Linked DNA regions of Homo sapiens: region 1 is linked to region 2. The links are chromatin contacts, found by Hi-C or POLR2A ChIA-PET in ENCODE. All regions are on one chromosome and are shown on one strand. The core of a region is the stretch at or near the end of the contact, and the rest is flanking DNA. Distances in the headings are between cores, read along the strand shown.

Region 1 (3,281 bases), core at 26-2,525, 1.5 Mb before region 2:
TGTCCAACCATGCTGGTGGGGAAAGACTGAATACGTTACGATGCAGCCCCACCGTGGAGTCTGTGGAACTATGGCAGAATATGGAATGGTAGGGAAAGGCAATCATCAAATGATGCTAAGTTGGGAAAATGTTACAAAATATTAACATGATTTTTTTTGTATAAGAAAAAAATCTATATATTGTATAGAAGGAGAGAGACCAAATGTTAAAAACAGGTGTCTCAGGATGGGGGAATTACCGAGGACTTCTTTTCCTTTTTGTGTATCTAGCCAGTATTTCTTAAACTTACCACAATAAACACATATTGCTTTTGAAACAAGAAAAAAAAATCAGTAAAACCTATTTTTTTGAAAAGGAAGAGGATAAATGGCCAGGCAGCAGAACATACGACTTGCCCCAGGATATCATGCTGCCAGGAAGGAGAAACACCAGCATCACCATTCAGTCCAGCCCGCACCAGTGCCACCCACAGCCACTGACCCCTGGGCCCATGACAGCATCGCCCTTGGGCCTTCCTCTGCAATTCTGGTGGTGTGGAAGGAGTGGCCAGCATGGCTCCAGCAAGGAGGGATGTCCTTGGCCTCCTTGTTCCAGCCACAGGGTCGCCGGAGCCCCAGCACCCTCTCCCTTCCTCTCTCCTTAATGCCCACGCCTGCACCTACTGGAGCTTCAGGAGCGGGTGGACAGACCCAACTTGGAGCTAAGGGTTGGGTTCCAGCCCAGTCCCTGCTGAGAGTGACCTAAAGCAAGCTGTGCTGCTCTCTCACCTACAGCAATTGCAACTAAGAGATGAGAACCACCGGAAAGAAGGAGCACCTGCTTGTCAGGGAGCAGAGAGGGACCCTTGACATGCGCGCGCTCCTGCTGCTGAGACTGTACTGTTCAGAAACCTGTCCCTCTCCCCTCTTAAAGCCAGAGGGCTCTCCCTGTCAGTTTGCTATTCTCAAGTGGCGTGGGCCTGCCCCTTGAGAGAGGGAAGAAAAGCGCGTGGTTGTCACGGTGGGAGAGGTACTGCCTAGCAATGGATGGTGGAAGCTGGTGGGCCTGGAAAGTGTTCCTCCACAACGCTGTCCCTCTGCCAGGCACGTGCGATCCAGAGTGGGTTAGACTGGTTCCCGTCACAGGCAGGGTCCTCAGTGGAATGGTGTTTTTGAAAGATGGAGCGTCCGGGCGCCCCCATCTTCTCACAGCACAGAGAAGGGGCTGGCTGGCCCGCCACCGGGAGGCTGGCGCAGAGGGACTCAGCCGTGGCCCCGGAACAGCGGGCCACCGTCAGGAACCGGCGAGTCAGGGTGGGAAGAGGCCCTGGAGTGAGCGAGGCTAGCTTCACTTCCTTCAAACTCTGAAGGCCCACCCCATAAAAAGAAGGGGTAAATTCGTCTGGGGTCTGAACAGCCAGGACCAAGAGCGCTCTCAGGCTGCTAGTTGGAGAAACTGGCTCGGCTCGGGCCTTGCTGGGACTCGGGCTCCCAGGGTCTGCTCGGTCTCTCTCGGGGCACTCGGGTCTTTGCTGGGCCCGGCGCCGGCCCCGCACAGAGAACCGGCTTCAACGGCGCAGTCTCAGCCTCCGGGAGGAAAAAGCTGGGAGTAGGCCTCACTGACACGGCCCCGCCTCGCGGGCTGCGCGCGCACCGGGACCTGCGCGGTGGCGGACGGGGAAGCGCCACGCAAGGCCCCGCCCCGCCCTTCCACAGGAAGGAAACGCGCCCCCGGGCGAGCGCCAGCCCCTCCCTGGAGCGGGATCGCCGCAGCTCTCCTGGCCGCCTCCGGCGCCGTTAGCCCACCATCCCCCGCTAGAGGGCAGCACGGGGCGCTTTCTCCAGGCGCTCGGCGGACCTGGGTACGGGGACCTCATATCAGGCTGCAGAGAAGAGCCTTCAGTCAAAAGGATGGCATGAAAAACGGACTATACTTGTAACATCCAGCTTTTAAAACGTGGTGGAGTCAAATTTATTGCTTCCTCAGGGCTTAAAAAAACCTCTTCTGTAAGTCTGCTTTATCAAACAGAATTTTTTTATCCCCTTGGTTGCTTGAAACTGAGCTATCAAACAAATTAATCATATATTAATGTCCCTCTAAGCCGGAAACCTGGAATTACTTTGAAAAGGTAAAATATTTTTCAACTTTGGTTTTCTGATCTTTTCAGTAGTTGTTTCGATTTGAATTAAACCTCTATAAAATTAGCTTTTACAAGTGAATTTAAAAGCCACGCCATACTTTATACTAAAAGAATAAAGATTTTTATTAAGCATTGTAAGTTGCATTCAATAGCCTTCAGATACACCACACCACAATCCATCGACAGTCAATCAAACCCAACAGCAGTTCATTCTTGCACAATCCATGAGTTAGGGCAAAACTCCCTTCAACTTACAGTAAGATCCTACTTAGCTCTTGCGGGCAGGGGTTGGGGAATTACACCTCATTTCTGATCACTAATGTGATGAAGAGCATCAGAAGTATATGAAAACGATAAGAAGTGATTCTGATTTCAAAGTACATTGTTTGGAAACATTAACAAAAACATCAAAATGATAGAAGTATACCTGCTTCTACTAAATTCTTGATGGGAAAGTTCTCAAGAACAAGCAATTTGTTTCCTGCTACAGAAGGGGGGGGTGGTTTTTTTTTTTTTAAGATCAAAGGGTTTTTTTTCACAGAATTTCATATTTGCTAATATGAAGGCATAAAACAGCAACAAAGAACAATAATGCATACAGCAGTGAATACACCAGGGTAATGTTGATATTCGAAACGGCTAGATAATTTTTGGGGGGCTTTAGAATAAATGCAACAGAGGTCAATAATCACAAAATTTTAAGGTTAGAGCAAGATCAGTCAATGACTAAACAGAGTTAACATCTTTTATAGGACTATTACTGATTATTAGCATTTTTGTTTTGCAAATGGGCACATACTGTTAAGAATGGAAGAAAGGACGATAACATGCATATTAACTACACACTTTAAAAATTATGAACCATGCAGAAGTTTAGCTCAAGTAGTAGTACTAATGGTCTACATCCGATTCAAAACCACATAGTTCATTGATCACAGATGCATGGTATTAGTCACGAAAGTTTCAGAACACATTGTGTTGATTTTGAAAGGTCATTTGCATCTTCTATGATTTCAACTTTATCTCCATTTAACTTGCTTGTAAAGTATGTATGATGTATTGTATATTTAAAATCAGCAGAACGGCAATATTACTCTATAATTTTTTAGTTTTGATAGTTGCACTTTTTTTTTTTAACACAAAAGAACCACATCAACAGTG
Region 2 (3,491 bases), core at 849-3,348:
TTATTCTGCAGATGGCTTCTCTACCTGACTGATGCCATGTTGCCTGTTCCTTCACTGTACACGTGGTGACAAAGAAAATGGAAGATGGAGTCTCCATATTGAACATACCTGGCTTCCAGGTAGTCTTTTTCTATCGGCACAACTGCCAGCATTCTCCCGTGCACTGCCAGCTTGCTTATCTATGTTTGTAGCTCAATTTTTCAGGCTGCTCTTTGCAAAAAAGAAATAATTTTGGGGTTGCTTTTTGTTCAGAAAGAAGCTCTGCTGAGGACTCTCTTACCTTCACTATCTGCCTAAATAATTTCTTTTTGGCTCCTGTATCAATAGCACTGGTACCATTTCAGAATTCTGGGGAAAGTCAGGGTTACTCAAATAAATGGCACTCAAAAAATTGTTATTCCTTTAGAAAAAAACATAATTAAGTCCCTTAACTCTCATTATCCAAAAATATAGTTTCCAGAGTAAAGAGCTAATTGCAAATAACAACAAACTGCTGCAAGAATGGTTGGAAACCATAGATGTGGTGAAGAAGGCCTTTCTAAGCAATATGCAGATCCAGAGGCAAAAAACAGACTGAAGCACTACATAAAATTTAAAATTAAAGTATGATGAAAGAGCAGAAACAACTAGGCGGCAACTGAGCAAAAATATTTTTCACATATGAAACAGAAAAATATAAGATATTCAGAATGTATAGAGTTCCTACAAATCCATAAGAAGGCAAAAATAACCAATAGAAAAATGGATTAAGAATATGAATTGGCGATTCATACAGTCTATAAATGCCAATAAACATATAAGAAGCTGCACAACCTCATGAGTAACCAGAAGCATCAATAATAAAGGATAGTGAGGTATCATTTTATCTCCATTAAACTGGCAAATTTTTTTAAAAGATTGATAATATCCATCATGGACTAGAGCATAGAAAAACTTCCAAATTATTTTAATTGGTTGAGCCATTTTGGCAGTACTTATCAAAATTAATAACGTGCATAGTCTTCAGATATATCCCATGTTGAAAAAACTGGTCAGAAAAACTCCAACATGCACAGAAAGATATACACACAAGGAACATCGACAGTTATGGCAGCATTATTTGTAATAGGGGAAAGGTGGGAACAACATAAGTATTCACCAATAGGGAAACGTTTACATAAAATGGAACGATGAATATACATAAATTATTCCATGGAAGTCTTCAGCCATTAAATATGAGATATATTAGGAAAAAAATGCTAGAAAAAAAATTTAAAAAAAGTTGTAGAAAAGTCTTGTCCCTATGATCTCAATTATATTTAAGAAATCCAATCCAATTAAGTATGTGCGCGTGCATACTGTTTGCATATGCATTGGAAGGCTCTAAAAGGTTCTTTACCAAACTGCTATATGATTTAATACCTGCAAAGCCTTGGCCTATGTCTGACAAAACAGGAAGTGCTATATGGGTTGGCTATTTTTGTGTATAATTATGCATTTCTTAATGATAATGCATTGCTGGATTACTTATGCTACTAAACGTAAACGTATTGGCCAGGCGCGGTGGCTCACGCCTCTAATCCCAGCACTTTGGGAGGCCGAGGCAGGCGGATCACCTGAGGTCAGGAGTTTGAGACCAGCCTGACCAACATGGAGAAACCCCGTCTCTACTAAAAATACAAAATTAGCCAGGCGTGGTAGCCCACGCCTGTAATCCCGGCTACTCGGGAGGCTGGGGCAGGAGAATCGCTTGAACCCGGGAGGCGGAGGTTGCGGTGAACCGAGATCACGCCATTGCACTACAGCCTGGGCAACAAAAGCGAAACTCCGTCTCAAAAAAAAAAAAATAAAGTAAACGTATTGCAATCATTTTAACTCTCTGCGCCCAGCTGATGACCAAGTGTAAGGCCCGTTCATTACTACTTTCTCCATCCTGAATCCAGCAGGGAGGGTAATAGGACACAAGGTAAACAATTCTTGGAAAAACTGCGGCATCCCACCTGACCCCGTCCAGCCTCCTGTCAACCAGTGCGCAAGTGCGAGTAGGCGGTGCCCAGCGCTCCGCCGCCCCGCCCTCTGCGGAGGTGATAACGACACTGAGCAGCGACGCGCACTTTTGGGACGCGCTTGTGACCCGCCTTCCGGAAGGAAGCGGCTAACTATGGCGACCGCCACGGAGCAGTGGGTTCTGGTGGAGATGGTACAGGCGCTTTACGAGGTGGGCTCCGCGCCATTAGCGGTCCGCGACCACACCCGGGCCCGGGGAGGGTGGGAGGACGCGTGTGGATTTGTGGCCTGAGACCTCGGCGGGACTGGCTCGGTCACGCCCAGACTCGGTGCCTCTTGCTGGAAGGACTGCCGGGAGCTTCTAGTCCCAGCGGTTGAGTGTAGGGAGGAACGGGCGGGGGCGGGGGCTGGGACTGAGGGTCTCGGTTTGAATTCTTATGCTCCGGGTCCCCTGGAAGCTCCGGAAAGGAACACGTGTAAGGGGACGCAGGAGACAGGTCTGCAAAAACCAGAGTTTAGACGGACGATAAAACGGAGTGGTGAAAATGAGTGGAACACCTTCGTCTGGGAAGGTCCTAAGGAAGTCAGCTCTTTGGAACTACGGTACAGTTCGTTGGGGAATAAAATTGTAATAAATTGGAGTTTGTTTTTGTCGAAAAGAAATCAAGTGACTTAGGATTTGTGAATAAAAAATAGTTTGTCATTCTTCTGCGTACATCAGTTTTCTGTCTTATAAAGATACAACTAGTTTAGTCGATTTTTATTTATTTATTTTTGTTTTTTTTTTTTGAGACGGTGTTTCGCACTTGTTGCTCAAGCTGGAGTGCAAGGGCGTGATCTCGGCTCACTACAACCTCCGCCTCCCGGGTTTAAGCGATTCTCCTGCCTCAGCTTCCCAGGTAGCTGAGATTACAGGCATGTGCCACCATGCCCGGCCAATTTTGTATTTTTATTAGAGACGGGGTTTCTGCATGTTGGTCAGGCTGGTCTCGAACTCCCGACCTCAGGTGATCCGCCCGCCTTGGCCTCCCAAAGTGCTGGGATTATAGGCTTGAGCCACTGCACCTGGCCGTAGACTTTTAAAGGAAGAATAGTTAAGAGTTTTTTGAAGCCTAGTTATTTCAGATACATAAGATAATAAGAAACCAGAATGTCAATCTTAGTGTTCATTCATTTAATAACTGAGAGTCCCCGTGCTGTCTTGCAGAGCTATTCATTGGGCACTGAAGAACTTATTTTATTTTATTTTATTTTTTAAAGACAGGGTTTCACTCTGTCGCCCAGGCTAGAGTGCAGTGGTGCGATCAGCTCACTGCTGCGTTGACCTCCCAGACTCAAGCGATCCTCCCACCTCAGACTCCCGAGTAGCTGGGACCACATACCACCATGCCCAACTAATCTTTTTTTTTTTTTAATAGAGACGGGGGCTTGCTGTGTTGCCCAGCCTGGCCTCGAACTCCTGGCCTCAAGTAATCCTCCTGCTTTGGCCTCCCAAAGTGCTGGGA

The links. A loop is a pair of places that touch in the nucleus more often than their neighbours do. ChIA-PET counts read pairs that join two places held with the same protein, here RNA polymerase II (POLR2A). Pooled maps may share reads with other maps.
Region 1: a loop to region 2 is called in a map of B cell, with 7 times the contacts of the local background. The contact joins the enhancer-like site here to the promoter of SPTLC1 in region 2. A Hi-C loop is called at or near these places in 3 of 168 maps with a recorded cell type or tissue (B cell, CD4-positive, alpha-beta T cell and CD8-positive, alpha-beta T cell) and 14 of 50 pooled maps. POLR2A ChIA-PET finds 5 or more read pairs at or near these places in 1 of 52 experiments (OCI-LY7).

What each region holds. Positions count from the first base shown.
Region 1 is chr9:93,565,050-93,568,330 of GRCh38, reverse strand. It overlaps FAM120A (family with sequence similarity 120 member A), which reads right to left. Exons shown (of 18, transcript NM_014612.5): 18 at 2,219-3,281. Among named protein-coding and RNA genes, the nearest start is that of PHF2, 9.9 kb to the left of the region's middle. RefSeq lists a silencer at 1,499-1,918. Within about 2 kb of position 1,275, at least 20 of the 41 ENCODE cell types and tissues checked have a DNase peak (open chromatin) inside an H3K27ac peak, as active enhancers do; they include B cell, where a contact is called at or near this core.
Region 2 is chr9:92,114,020-92,117,510 of GRCh38, reverse strand. SPTLC1 (serine palmitoyltransferase long chain base subunit 1) reads left to right here and starts at 2,098. Exons shown (of 15, transcript NM_006415.4): 1 at 2,098-2,197. The coding sequence starts at 2,141. RefSeq lists an enhancer at 1,536-1,595.